Regions from separate parts of the Homo sapiens genome. Here region 1 is linked to region 2. A link is a contact called in ENCODE Hi-C or POLR2A ChIA-PET data. All regions are on one chromosome and are shown on one strand. The core of a region is the stretch at or near the end of the contact, and the rest is flanking DNA. Distances in the headings are between cores, read along the strand shown. Region 1 overlaps DAPK2 (death associated protein kinase 2). Region 2 has its middle 11 kb from the start of MIR422A.

Region 1 (6,109 bases), core at 2,914-5,413, 150 kb after region 2:
AACCAGATTCAAACCACATAAAACTCTGCAACATGGCTGGGCATGGTGGTGCGTGCCTGTAATCCCAGCTACTCAAGAGGCTGAGGTGGGAGGATCACTGGAGACCAGGAGTTCAGGACCAGCCAGGGCAACATAGTGAGATCCTGTCTCTAAAAAGAAAAAAATTTTTTAATTAGCTAGGCGTGTTGGCACACATTTGTAGTCCTAGCTACTTGGGAGGCTGAGGTAGAAAGATCACTTGAGCCCAGAAGTTTAAGGCTGCTGCAGTGACCTATGATCGGATTATTGCAATCCAGCCTGGGTGACAGAGCCAGATCCTGACTCAAAAAAAAAAAAAAAAAACCCCACAAAAAACCCTCTGCAACACGTACAAACCCAGCCAGCTCAGCATGGTTCTCCCTATGGCCTCTCCTGGCATCCCATCACTCCTGAGAGGGTGTCAGGACCAACCCACACTGAGTGGTCTCCGCTCACCACACTGGTCCATCCAGCTTTCCCAGACCAACCTGATCCTTCCGCCACCAAAGCAGCACCTGCCACCAAGATGTGTAGCCACCTGAGTTCTGACACATGTAGCTTTTGCCAATTTAACAAAAAACAGTCAGGAGGCAGAATGTCAGCCTTTACCATCAGAGGCCATAAGCCCCCAGACTGACCAGCCAGGGAGCAAAAATGACTTTTTTCTCCTTATATCATGTCCTGGTCTATACAGTATATGTCAGCCCTTGGCAACCACCAGCTAAGGACGTACAACATCGTCACCTATATTAGACGCTCAAGAGAAGCAAGGAACTCCCCCAACTCCATTCCCACTTCACCAAAGCAGGGCAGAAACAACCAAGAAAGACGTCAGAGATCCCCCAGTATACAATAAAACTTGGCAAACCTCATGGAACCATGGAAATAAAAGGAATTTCTTACCGTCACCTCACTTTATAAATGGGGAAACTGAGGCCTAGCAAAGGAAAGGAACTTGCCCACATCACCTATTCTCCCGGGCAGTGACAGATGCAGGACCAGACAGGTCTCCTGTCAGGTGGCCCCATTCTCTTCCCTTCTCACCCTGCCTCATGTGTCAGACAACTCATCCTTGGTGCCTGCCAGGGGAAGGCCTGGCAGCTGGAGGAGGTGAGGCCAAGTACAGATTACATCAATCTAGCAGGTAGCCAAGAAGGAAGTAGACATTATTCTTCCCTCCCACCCATAGGGAGCCCGACTCCAGGAAGTCACTGAAATGCAGGGAGGCTCAAACCTTAACTCGGAAAAACCTGCATGGGCTGCAGGGGAGAGGATCTAAAGGCAGTGGTGGGCCCACCCTCACTTTACTGTGCTTTTTCACTTTACAAGTGATCTTTCCACCTCAGCCTCCCAAGTAGCTAGGACTACAAATGTGTGCCAACCTCTCCTAGCTAATTGAAAAAAAAATTTTTTTTTTAGAGACGGGGTCTCACTATGTCATCCTGGCTGGTCCTGAACTCCTGGTCTCCAGTGATCCTCCCACCTCAGCCTCTCGAGTAGCTGGGATTACAGGCACGCACCACCATGCCCAGCCAACCTTTCTCATTCCCTTTCACACAACCCTTTCTCACTCTTCTCAAAATGACCTGAAGGTACAGGGTCCCCTCAGCCTGTTTTCTGGCCCCCACTCAGTTTCCAGTTCCCCCCAGTCTTCCTTCCTCTCCCCTATCATGGCAATCTGTCCCCTGCTCACATTTCATCTTAGCTCCAGCCAGAGCTCTCCATCCTCCAAGAGCCAGTAGGAAACCTCTCCTGCCTCCTGATCTCCCAGCCTCAGAGAAAGTCAATGCTGGGAAGGCAGGCACAGGTCCCCTCCTGGAGGGGGACAGGCTTACTCTGCACAGGAGTTTCCCAAAATCCCCTTGGATAGCTCTGTGATGCTTCTCCTAACAGTTACCTGATGCCTGCAGTTTGTTTAACTATAAAATTCTGCATAAGGGACTGAGAGTCCGACTTTTTTGGCACATCAAATAGCTTGGAGCATACAACTATGTTTGCTGTGTGCCATTTAGCACTAAATGTCAAGACGATACAGTCCAAATGTTCATCATCTAGTGAATAGATGAACAAAAGGTGGTGTAGCCATACAACTGGATATTATTTGGCAATTAAAAGGAAAAAAGTACTGATCCATGCTATATCATGGATGGACCTTGAAAATACTATGCTAAGTGAAAGAAGCCAGTCACAAAGGACCGCATGTTGTATGATTGCACTTTTACAAAATGTCTAGAACAGGCAAATCCACAGACAGAAGGAAGATTAGTGGTTGCCTAGGGCTAGTGGGTTTGGGAGAAGCAGAGAGTGACTGCTAATGGGTAAGGGGGTTTTTTGGTAATGAAATGTTCTAAAATTGATGATGATGATGGTCACACAACTCTGAATACATTAAAGCCATTTAATGGCTTTAATACACTATATGCGAATGTACTAATGGCTTTAGGACACTATAAATGGGTGAATTGTATATAAATTATATCTGTTTTTTTAAAAAAGAACCATAAAAATACTCACATGCTTTCACCAGGTGATATCAACTCTACCCTATATGCAGGTTCTTTATGAAGCACTTTTCATATATTGGCCTCAGACAGTATCTCAACACCCTGCACAGTCAGTGCTCTCCCCATTATAGAGATCAGGAAGTTGAGACTCACAGAGTTACAGTCACAGAGCCAATTTGCCACAGATCTAGAACTTAAAGTCAGATTATCTGAGTCCAGGTGCATTGTATTCTGGGAATTTGGCCTCTAGAGAGACTTCAAATGAAAGAACATAGTTTCATAGACAAGAAAAAGCTGGAAACAAGCTAAGCATTCTCCACTAAGGAACAGCTTTGGCAATCAGATGTTCTGGATGCAATAGACAATTATATAAACATTAAAATAGCAAGTATGAACATCATAAGGGACATGTTTATAAAATAATAAGTGAACATGCACAAATGATATGTATGGTTTGATTCAATTTTTGTATTAGAGAACACAGATGCAAAAGTGCATGAGGATAACAAATAGTTGAGTGAAACTTTTCCTTTTAAAATTTCCTGTGTTTTAAAAGTAAGAAAATGAGAAGAAACACCTGCATAGACATCCCTAACCAACAGAGCAGTGCACTGCTGTCATCCAATCAAGGGTGTACTTGAGGGACAGGCCACAGAGCTGCAGCATCACCAAGGGCCTTACAGATGACAGGGGAGGAAAGGGTAGGATCCCCTTTTCAGTCTGCAAACATAAGACCTCTTTGTTTAAAGGAGGCATAGGAAAGTTGGCCAGAATTTATTGTCACAGCTGATCCTTCCCTCAAGGTGTCCTGGACATGAGGCCCTCCTCTATTTTCACCTCCTGTGCATACCTCCATCATGGGATTCAGCCCATTTTACTGAAATTCTCTATATATTATTCTCCCTTAGTAGACTGTAATTGTCCAGCCTTGTACCCCCAGGCACCAACTACAGTGGATACACAGTAGATCTGCAGTGCATGTTTTCTGAATGGACTTGGGCTAGTATCTCTTCATTACCTGCCATCCTCCTGAGCTAGACTTTTACAGACCAACACTTAGTACAGCTTCCTGATCAGTGTTGCTGTCTTCAGCCCTCCACCCACACACCCAATCCACACCCCACATTCCCCAGTATATTGTCCTACAACGCAGACATCATCATGTTCTCTGCTCAAGATTATTTTCTCCTTCCCATCAAGCCTGAGCTCCTTGGCCAGGCCCCAGGGGCCTTTCACCACCTAGCCTCATTCTACTTGCCCAAATGTACTCTGCTTCCCAGCAGACACACCCCAACACACTCATTTCCACCTCTGGGTTTCTGCTAGCCCTATTTGCCTAAACTAGGAGGTCGTCTGCCTACCCAAATGCTACTCCTGTTTTAAGTTCAAGTTCCAGCTCCTCCTGGAAGTCTTCCCTGACCATGCCACCCCCCAGGAATCCTCACCTTGGAATATGTTAGCTCCTAAAGTTCAGTACACTTAATTGTCTCTTTATGCTCATTTCTTTACTGTGTTTGCCTTTCCCCCCGCCCCTAAATTAGGTTAATCTGTTAAGGGCAGGGCAATGTCTTACACTTCATCTGTGTGACCCACCACACCCACTGTAAGAGAGGCACCTTACAGCAGCTCAAGACTTCGAGGTGGTTAGCACTAAAAATCTGAAACACAGTCATGATGAGTAACGACAAAAGCAGTTTCCAGTGGCACAAAGGCTTGTTCTAGGCAGCCAGCACAGTTGGGCTGTGGGTAAGAGGGTTTGTCAAAGGGCCTTAGAATTGTAAACCTATGCCACTGAAACAAACTGAGTTCTCTGTAGCACCTGATGGTATAAACCAGTGTTTCTCAAAGTGTGACCCGAGACCAGTAAGATCAGGATCATCTGGGAACCTGTCAGAAATGCAAATTATCAGGCCCTAAGCTCAGACCCACAGAGTCAGGAACTCTGGGGGTGGGGCCCAGCATCTGTGGTTTGATAAGCCCTCTGAGGATTCTAATGCCCACCAAAGTTTGAGAACCACGAGTTCTCACGCAACAGGAATATCCTGGTATGCCAGAAGGTTCAGTTTCTTCTATCTCTAAAGACGGCCTATAAATATCATTTTTAACTTATGTCTTTCTGTTTACTACTACTCTCAATAACAATAGTAATAATATAACAACAGTATTGACTGCTTAGTGTCCTCTGCCAACTTTCCCAACTACAGTTTTCAGGAGCAAGAAGTTATCAGCATAGGTATAGGCATGGGGATCCGCATTCTTGGCTTTTTCAATGTGATGATGATCCCTACATTTGTCTCTCAGCCTCAAACCAGTTATTTCTCATCACTCCCAAATCCCAGCTGACCACTTCAGGCAAAGTCCCCACCCGCCTGCCTTAATGTCTTGATTTTCAGAGTTGGCACTTTAATTGTTCTGAGCCCCTACTGCAGTTTTGGTCTCTCATTTGTCTACCCATCCCCACTTCGGAAAACAATGGGTCAGTCTGCTACCAGCTTGGGTTTTATCCCATTCATGAAGACAAGCTTCCCATGGACTCATTCTTCAGCACCTGTCCCAGCTCTGCATGTCAGTGGGTGGGGTGGGTTTGTGTGTAGAACAGCAGCCGAGCTTCCTGTAATCTTGTTTATAAACTGTTGATGCATGTCCTGACCGCATCACAAGAGGGTTCACAGGGAAGCCGTCAGTCTTGGGGCAGAATCTGCAGGGCACCAGCAACCCCATGTGGAGGTGGCTGACTCATTCTGTGGTCTCCTGTCTGGGGACATAGCAACAACACAGACCCAGAGCTACTTGGCAGAGGGCCCCACTCATGGTAGGCACCCAATCTGAACCCTCCAGATTAGCATAAAGGCAGGACAATGGAACAGATAAAGCCATATGCAAAGGATCAGGATCAACAGCTCAGGTTGGAGTGGAAAAAACACAGGTGGAGGATTGGCTGTGCTTGTGGCTTTGCACCCCCAACTACGTGACTTCTGGCACCAAGTCACCTCTTGCCTGTGAGCCTCTTTTCCCTAAAAGTTAGAGAGTAAAGATGATCTCAAGCTGGGCACAGTGGCTCACACCTGTAATCCCAGCATTTTAGGAGGCCGAGGTGGGTGGATCACTGGAGGTCAGGAGTTCCAGACCAGCCTGGCCAACATGATGAAACCCCATCTCTAACTAAAAATACAAAAATTAGCCAGGCATGGTGGCGGGCACCTGTAATCCAAGCTACTCAGGAGGCTGAGGCAGGAGAATCGCTTAAACCCAGGAGGCGGAAGCTGCAGTGAGCCTAGACTCAAAACACTCAAGTGTTTGTGGAAGTGTTTAGGAGAAAAACAACGCTACAGCCTTATACACTCCAGGTTGATGCTTGGATAATGAAAATGTTCTATATCTGTGCTGTCTAATGTGGTAGCTGCTAGCCACGTGTGGCTACTGAACACTCGAAATGTGGATAGTACAACTGAGAAACTAATTTGCAATTTTACTTATTTTTAATTACATTTAAATTTAAGCAGTCAGATGTTGTTGGTGACTACCACATTGGACAATGCAGCTCTAACTGAATTCATGAAATGCAAGTCCTTGAGAACTCTGTCTCC
Region 2 (6,056 bases), core at 2,011-4,510:
TCTACTGAGTAATGGTTAAAGTACAGGCATTGTGCTCGGTATGATTATATGGATCATCTCATTTCTCCTTACAAGAACTCTAGAAGGTATCTGCTATAAAACCATTTTAAAATGAGGAAATTGAGCCTCAGAAAAGTTAAGGAATTTGCCCAAGGCCACACAGCTAACAAGTAGCAAAACCAGGATGTGAGGCCAGATGCTATCTGACTCCAGAGGAGAATTCTTAACAACATATTAGGTGGTGTTGCTGCTAAAAATATCTGCAGCATATTGTCTTAGTGTGTTACTCATCAAAACCCAGAGTCTTAGGGAAAAGCAACCTGGTGCCTTTCTGTACATTCAAAGAAAAGCAGCAGGGTAGGCCCCTAAACAACAGTGAGGCCTTGGAAAAGAAACACAGAAATAATGAAGAGGCGTTTGTATCTTGTCCACACATTCTTTTGCTGTCTGATTCGCCTTCTCAACTGGGAAATACAATGAGGACATGTATGTGTAACTGGGTTCAGGATCCTGGTTTGTCTCTAAGATCAAAAGGTCAGCACCTTGAATTCTGGGCTATGTCATGTGTCTGCATTTCCACAGCATCCCATAATTCCAGGCCTGGCCTAAGGGCACTGGGCCAGACGGAAGCACAGATGGAAGGCCTTGGTTGGTGATCCTGAGCCAGGGTCTCTTAGCCAGGAGGCTGCACCCCAGACACAGACACTCCAGCAGAAATGTTGAGTGGGTGGATGCAGATGTTAACCTCCTCAGCCTCAAGAGCCCTCAGACCAGGCTTCAGACTCAAAATTCAATCCCAACTAGCAGTGTGAAGTTGTGACCTCCAGACTTTGACCCCTTCTAAGCACATCCTCCCTTATTGTTGCTGCCGTCTCTATTCATCCTTTTTGTGACATCGCCCCTGCTCTTCAGGCATAGATTTGTTTTGTTTAGAGACAGGGTCTCCCTCTGTCGCCCAGGCTGGAGTGCAGTGGCACAATCATAGCTCACAGCAACCTCAAACTCCTGGGCTCAAGCAATCCTCCCACCTCAGCTTCTCAAGTAGCTAGGACTACAGATATGTGCTACTATGCCTGACTAATTTTTTCATTTTTATTTTTTTGTAGAGATGGGGTCTTGCTGTGTTGCCTAGGTGGGTCTCCAATTCTTGTGCTCAAGCGATCCTCCTGCCTCAGCCTCCCAAAGTTCTGAGATTACAGGAGTGATTCACTGTGTCTGGCCCCAGGCATAGATATTGTTGTGGTAAATAGCAATAGTAATATTAGCAATAGCTGCAGCAGTAATAGTAGCAGTAGCAGCAGCAACTGCAGTAGTATTGGTAGTAACAGTAGTAGCAATGATGGAGATGGTGGTAGGAGTAATAATAGCTACCACTACTATTTACTGAGACTTTCCTGTGTTCTAGGACCTATGCTGAGTGCTTTAACTGCATTATTTTATTTCATCTTCACAACCACCTTGGGCAAGGTGGCCGTAACACTCCCATTTTACAGATGAGACAATGAAGCTCTGAGCTATCACGCAACCTAGCAGAGCTTGGATTTGAATCAGGTCTGTTTGCCTGCAAGACCCATGCTTTTAACTACCATGTTTGCTTCCTTCCTATGGAAAATGTTTTTTGTTTGTTTTTTTGAGACAGAGTCTTGCTCTGTTGCCCAGGCTGGAGTGCAGTGGTACAATCTTGACTCACCGCAACCTCTGCCTCATGGGTTCAGGTGATTCTCGTGCCTCAGCCTCCTGAGTAGCTGGGACTACAGATGCCTGCCACCATGCCCGGTTGATTTTGTATTTTTAGTAGAGATGGGGTTTCACCATGTTGGCCAGGCTGGTCTTGAACTCCTGACCTCAAGTGACCCACCCTCCTGGGCCTCCCAGAGTGCTGAGATTACACGTGTGAGCCACCATGCCTGGCCTTTTTATTTGGTCAGCTACCAGGCTGTTGTGTTGGTTGTCATGGGAATGGATCGTAAGTCCTCTATATTAGTTTCCTGTTTTGAAAATGAATTATGACGAATGTAGTAGCTTAAAACAATACAAGTTTATTATCTTGCAGTTCTGGAGGTCAGAAGCCTGAAAAAAAAATGGGTCTTATGGGGCTAAAAGCAAGGTGTTAGCAGGGCTGCATTCTTTCTGGAGGCCCTAGGGGAGATCCATTCCCTTGCCTTTTCCAGCTTCTGATGTCATCTGCATTCTTTGGCTCATGGCTGCTTCCTCCATTTTTACAAAGAACATCACTCCAACCCCTGCTTCTGTCTTCTTCTCTGCCCTGCCTTTCTTTTATAAGGACTCTAGTGATTGCATTGGGCTCACCTGGCTAATCTGGGATCATCTCCCCATCCCATGATTTCTAATTTAATCACATCTGCAAGACCTCTTTTTGCCATGTAAATTAACATAGGTTCAGGAATTAAGATGTGGACATCTTTGAGGGGCTGTTATTCGATCTACTATACTCACCAAGTGCCAGTTTCCTCAACCAAAAGCCAGGCTATGAGTTGGCCATGGGAGTGAGAAGTGAGACAGGAGGGAAGGCCTACTGAGTGGCACATGCCTACCCTGCCCTCAGATGCTCTCTCACTGGGGTTATGAAACTTGCAGACATGGGGTTGGTCTGCAGAAGGATGTGTCAAGAATAGAGGGCCAGGCTGGGCATGGTAGCTCATGCCTGTAATCTCAACACTTTGGGAGGCTGAGGCGGGCAGATCACTTGAGGTCAGGAGTTCGAGACCAGCCTGGCCAACATGGTGAAACCCTGTCTCTACTAAAAATACCAAAAGAACTAGCCAGGTGTCATGGTGCATGCCTGTAATCCCAGCTACTCAGGAGGCTGAGGCAGGAGAATCACTTGAACCCAGGAAGTAGAGGTTGCAGTGAGCTAAGATGGCCCCACTGCACTCTAGCCTGGGCGACACCAGTGATACGTCTCAAAAAAAAAAAAAAAAAAAAGAAAAGAAAAAGAAAAAAGAAAGAATAGAGGGCCAGAATGAAAGGAGCTAGTTGTTCACCCACAGAATTCAGAGTTGGGCAAAGTTAGAAGCAATGGAGAAGGCATTTAGCAGGCTTTTGTAGGCCACTGTAGGCTTTCCTCACTGCAAGATTTTTGACAGACTGCTAGAATACCTTCTGGAGCAGAAAGCTCACTTCTTCACAAGAGAGCCAAGGCCATTGCTGGCAGCTGTGTTAAAAACTTCTTCCTTAGTTGAAGTCTACTTCCTCAGAAATGCACCCATTGGTCCTATCTCTACAGAGGCTGAACAGCTGCTCCCCCACCCACTGCCTTCCGGAGGTGAGGCTTTCAAGTGTAATGAAATCTTTGAAAGGTGCTTGTACTAAATCAAAGACACCAGCTGCACCCAGGGTGTACCAGCTGCCATCATCCACTGCCACAGGAACAGTGGATCTTCTAGGTGCTTTCAGAGTCCATGAACCAGTGACAATACTAGTCTGGTGCCTGCCACAAACAAACAGGCTCTTTAAAGCAGTGCCCTGGATCAAAGAGCAGAACCAGATCATCCTTGGAAGAAAAGGGCCGAGCAGATTTGGAAACGCGGCCAGATGCCCCAGACTCCTCTCCTTATAGCAGCTGTCAGAATTACAAGAAAGTATCTGTTGATGTCCCTGGTCCCTGTGCCCTGAAAACCTTCCTCCTCACTCTCTGGCCTAGGAGTAGAAATGGTTTCCTGCTGCTGCTGATCTGAGTTGTGTCATACTCTCCAGTGCTTTCTTGATTCTTCCATTGCTTGTGTGATGTCTATTAACATCTTTCTGTTTTAAATACTCAAAGTAGTATTCGTTTTCAGACTAGACATTACTCATGTAGGCTATGTTACCTGTATTACATTACCTATATATGTTACCTTCAGCTGTCATGCTTCAAGCACCCCCTTGCTGTTCTACAAGTGCTAAATTTCCTCCTTTAGACTAGCTATTCATTTTCCCATTTAACAGCCTTGGTAACTGATTTAGAAAAAATCTCTCTCTCTCTTTTTTTTAAAGAATCTCTGAAAAGGAAGATACAGGTCTGTGTGATCCACAAAGATCAAGAGTAGGGTCCAGGCCAGGTGCAGTGGCTTATGCCTGTGAACCCAGCACTCTGGGAGGCTGAGACAGGTGGATCACCTGGGGTCAAGAGTTTGAGACCAGCCTGGCCAACATGGTAAAACCCTGTCTCTACTAAAAATACAAAAATTAGTGGCTTGTGCCTATAGTCCCAGCTGCTTGGGAGGCTGAGGCAGGAGAATTGCTTGAACCTGGGAGGCAGAGGTTGCAGTGAGCCAAGATTGCACCACTGCACTCCAGCCTGGGCACAGAGTGAGACTGTCTCAAAGAAAAACAAAAAGTGGGGTCCAGTACCCCTCAATTCAACAAATATTCACTTGGTTCCCAGCATTCATTCATTCATTCGACAAATATCTATTGAGCACTGCTATTTTTCAAGCACTGTTGTAATTGGAGGGATACAGCAGTGAACAAGACAAAGTCTTTGCCTTAATGGAGTTTATATTTAAGTGGGAAGAGACGGACAATGAACAAATAACAAATAAATCTACAGTATATCAGACTGTGATAAGAGCTACAGAGAAAATACAAAGCTGGGTAAAGGAGTGAAGAGTGCCCAGATAGACATTGCTGGGATCGCTTGAGGTCAAGAGTTCAAGACCAGCCTGGGCAACATGGTTAAACCCAGTCTCTACTAAAAATACAAAAATTAACTGGGCATGGTGGTATGTGCCTGTAGTCCCAGCTACTTGGGAGGCTGAGGCATGAGAATCGCTTGAACCTGGGAGGCAGAGATTGCAGGGAGCCGAGATTGGGCCACTGCGCTCTAGCCTGGGTGGCAGAGCAAGACCCTATCTCAAAAAAAAAAAAAAAAAGTGAGTATAAACAAATGGGGAGGTTTGTGGACTGAACTCTGAACATTCCTGTGTTCAGAGGTTAGGAAATTATGGAAGAACCAGGAGAGGGGACTGAAGAGACAGGGTGTGTGTATGTGTGTGTGTGTGTATGTGTGTGTGTAGCAAGGAGAGAGGAGAGACTGTGAATGATCCTTGGGTAACTGCAGTCCATGTCTGTCTGTATGTCTTGTACCTCTGAGTTTGTGTAGCAGAGGACAGCCACATGGACTTTGAGTCTGCAAGCAAAGTTCCAGGCATGCAGTGAAAGTTCAGTGACCTCCCCAAAAAGGGTCCATAAACTCAGTTCATGGGTCTCTCCAAGAAGCCCCTACAACTTGAGTTCAATGCAGTCCTCAAGAATGTCCTGTTGGACCTGAGTTTATCAGCCTCCCCAGACAGCCTCACAGTTAGAGTCAGTACATTTCCTAAGAACCCCCTGCCTGAATTCAGTGAGCCCCTGCAGCCTAAATTTCGCACATTTCCCAGAAAGGTCCCACAGCCTCAGTTCAGTCACTTCGCTAGGGTGTCCTTAGAATCTGAGTTCTGAGCACTTCTCAAAGGTTCCTGCAGCCCGAGTTCAAAGCATTTTGACCTCCCTGCAGGCTGATTCCCTCTATGTCCTACCCCCAGGAAACCCCTGTGCCTCTAGTCCCCATCACTCCAGGCTCACCCTCAGGCTCTAAGTTACCAAGGCCCAAGGCCAGGAAGGCATGTGAAGCCAGGAGTCTTTTACTTCAGGGAAGAAAGGACACTAGGTCTCTCTCTCTCTCTCTCTCTGTCTCTCTCTCCTGCTTACTCTGACAAAGGCCTCTGCCCCTTGCTGGCAGCCTAGTGTCCCCATCTGCCAAGCCCCTAGGAGACCCTCAGTGGTGGCCACAGGTAGATCAGGGTGCAGACTCAGGATGGTGAGAAAGAAGGATCCCAGGAGAGAAGGGGGCTGAGTCTCCCTGGCAGCTCTGTCTTTCTCCCATTTTTCTCTTTCTCTCACCTCTGCTGGTAGCAACACCCAGGTCATGCACCCTGAATGGACTCTACAGTGAATGGGAGGAGCAAAGGGAAAGGGAAGGCATAGAAGGCCAAGGGAGTCCTAAGCTAGGCCAGCATCTTGGCAAGGAGCTGGCAGAGCTCCCCAATGTTAGAGAGCTCAACACCACTCCCCTT

What was found. Hi-C counts contacts between places; a loop is a spot of excess contacts on that map. ChIA-PET counts read pairs that join two places held with the same protein, here RNA polymerase II (POLR2A). Pooled maps may share reads with other maps.
Region 1: a map of naive thymus-derived CD4-positive, alpha-beta T cell shows a loop between it and region 2 (7-fold over the local background). The contact joins two enhancer-like sites. A Hi-C loop is called at or near these places in 1 of 168 maps with a recorded cell type or tissue (naive thymus-derived CD4-positive, alpha-beta T cell) and 7 of 50 pooled maps. POLR2A ChIA-PET finds 5 or more read pairs at or near these places in 9 of 52 experiments (CD4-positive, alpha-beta T cell, CD4-positive, alpha-beta memory T cell, CD8-positive, alpha-beta T cell and 6 more).

Annotation. Positions count from the first base shown.
Region 1 is chr15:64,005,713-64,011,821 of GRCh38, forward strand. All of the region lies in intron 2 of DAPK2 (death associated protein kinase 2), which reads right to left. Among named protein-coding and RNA genes, the nearest start is that of DAPK2, 38 kb to the right of the region's middle. RefSeq lists a silencer at 4,050-4,109 and enhancers at 4,480-4,569, 5,427-5,476. Within about 2 kb of position 4,164, at least 16 of the 41 ENCODE cell types and tissues checked have a DNase peak (open chromatin) inside an H3K27ac peak, as active enhancers do; they include CD4-positive, alpha-beta T cell and CD8-positive, alpha-beta T cell, where a contact is called at or near this core.
Region 2 is chr15:63,857,056-63,863,111 of GRCh38, forward strand. No RefSeq gene overlaps it. Among named protein-coding and RNA genes, the nearest start is that of MIR422A, 11 kb to the right of the region's middle. RefSeq lists an enhancer at 3,406-3,465. Within about 2 kb of position 3,261, at least 8 of the 41 ENCODE cell types and tissues checked have a DNase peak (open chromatin) inside an H3K27ac peak, as active enhancers do; they include CD4-positive, alpha-beta T cell and CD8-positive, alpha-beta T cell, where a contact is called at or near this core.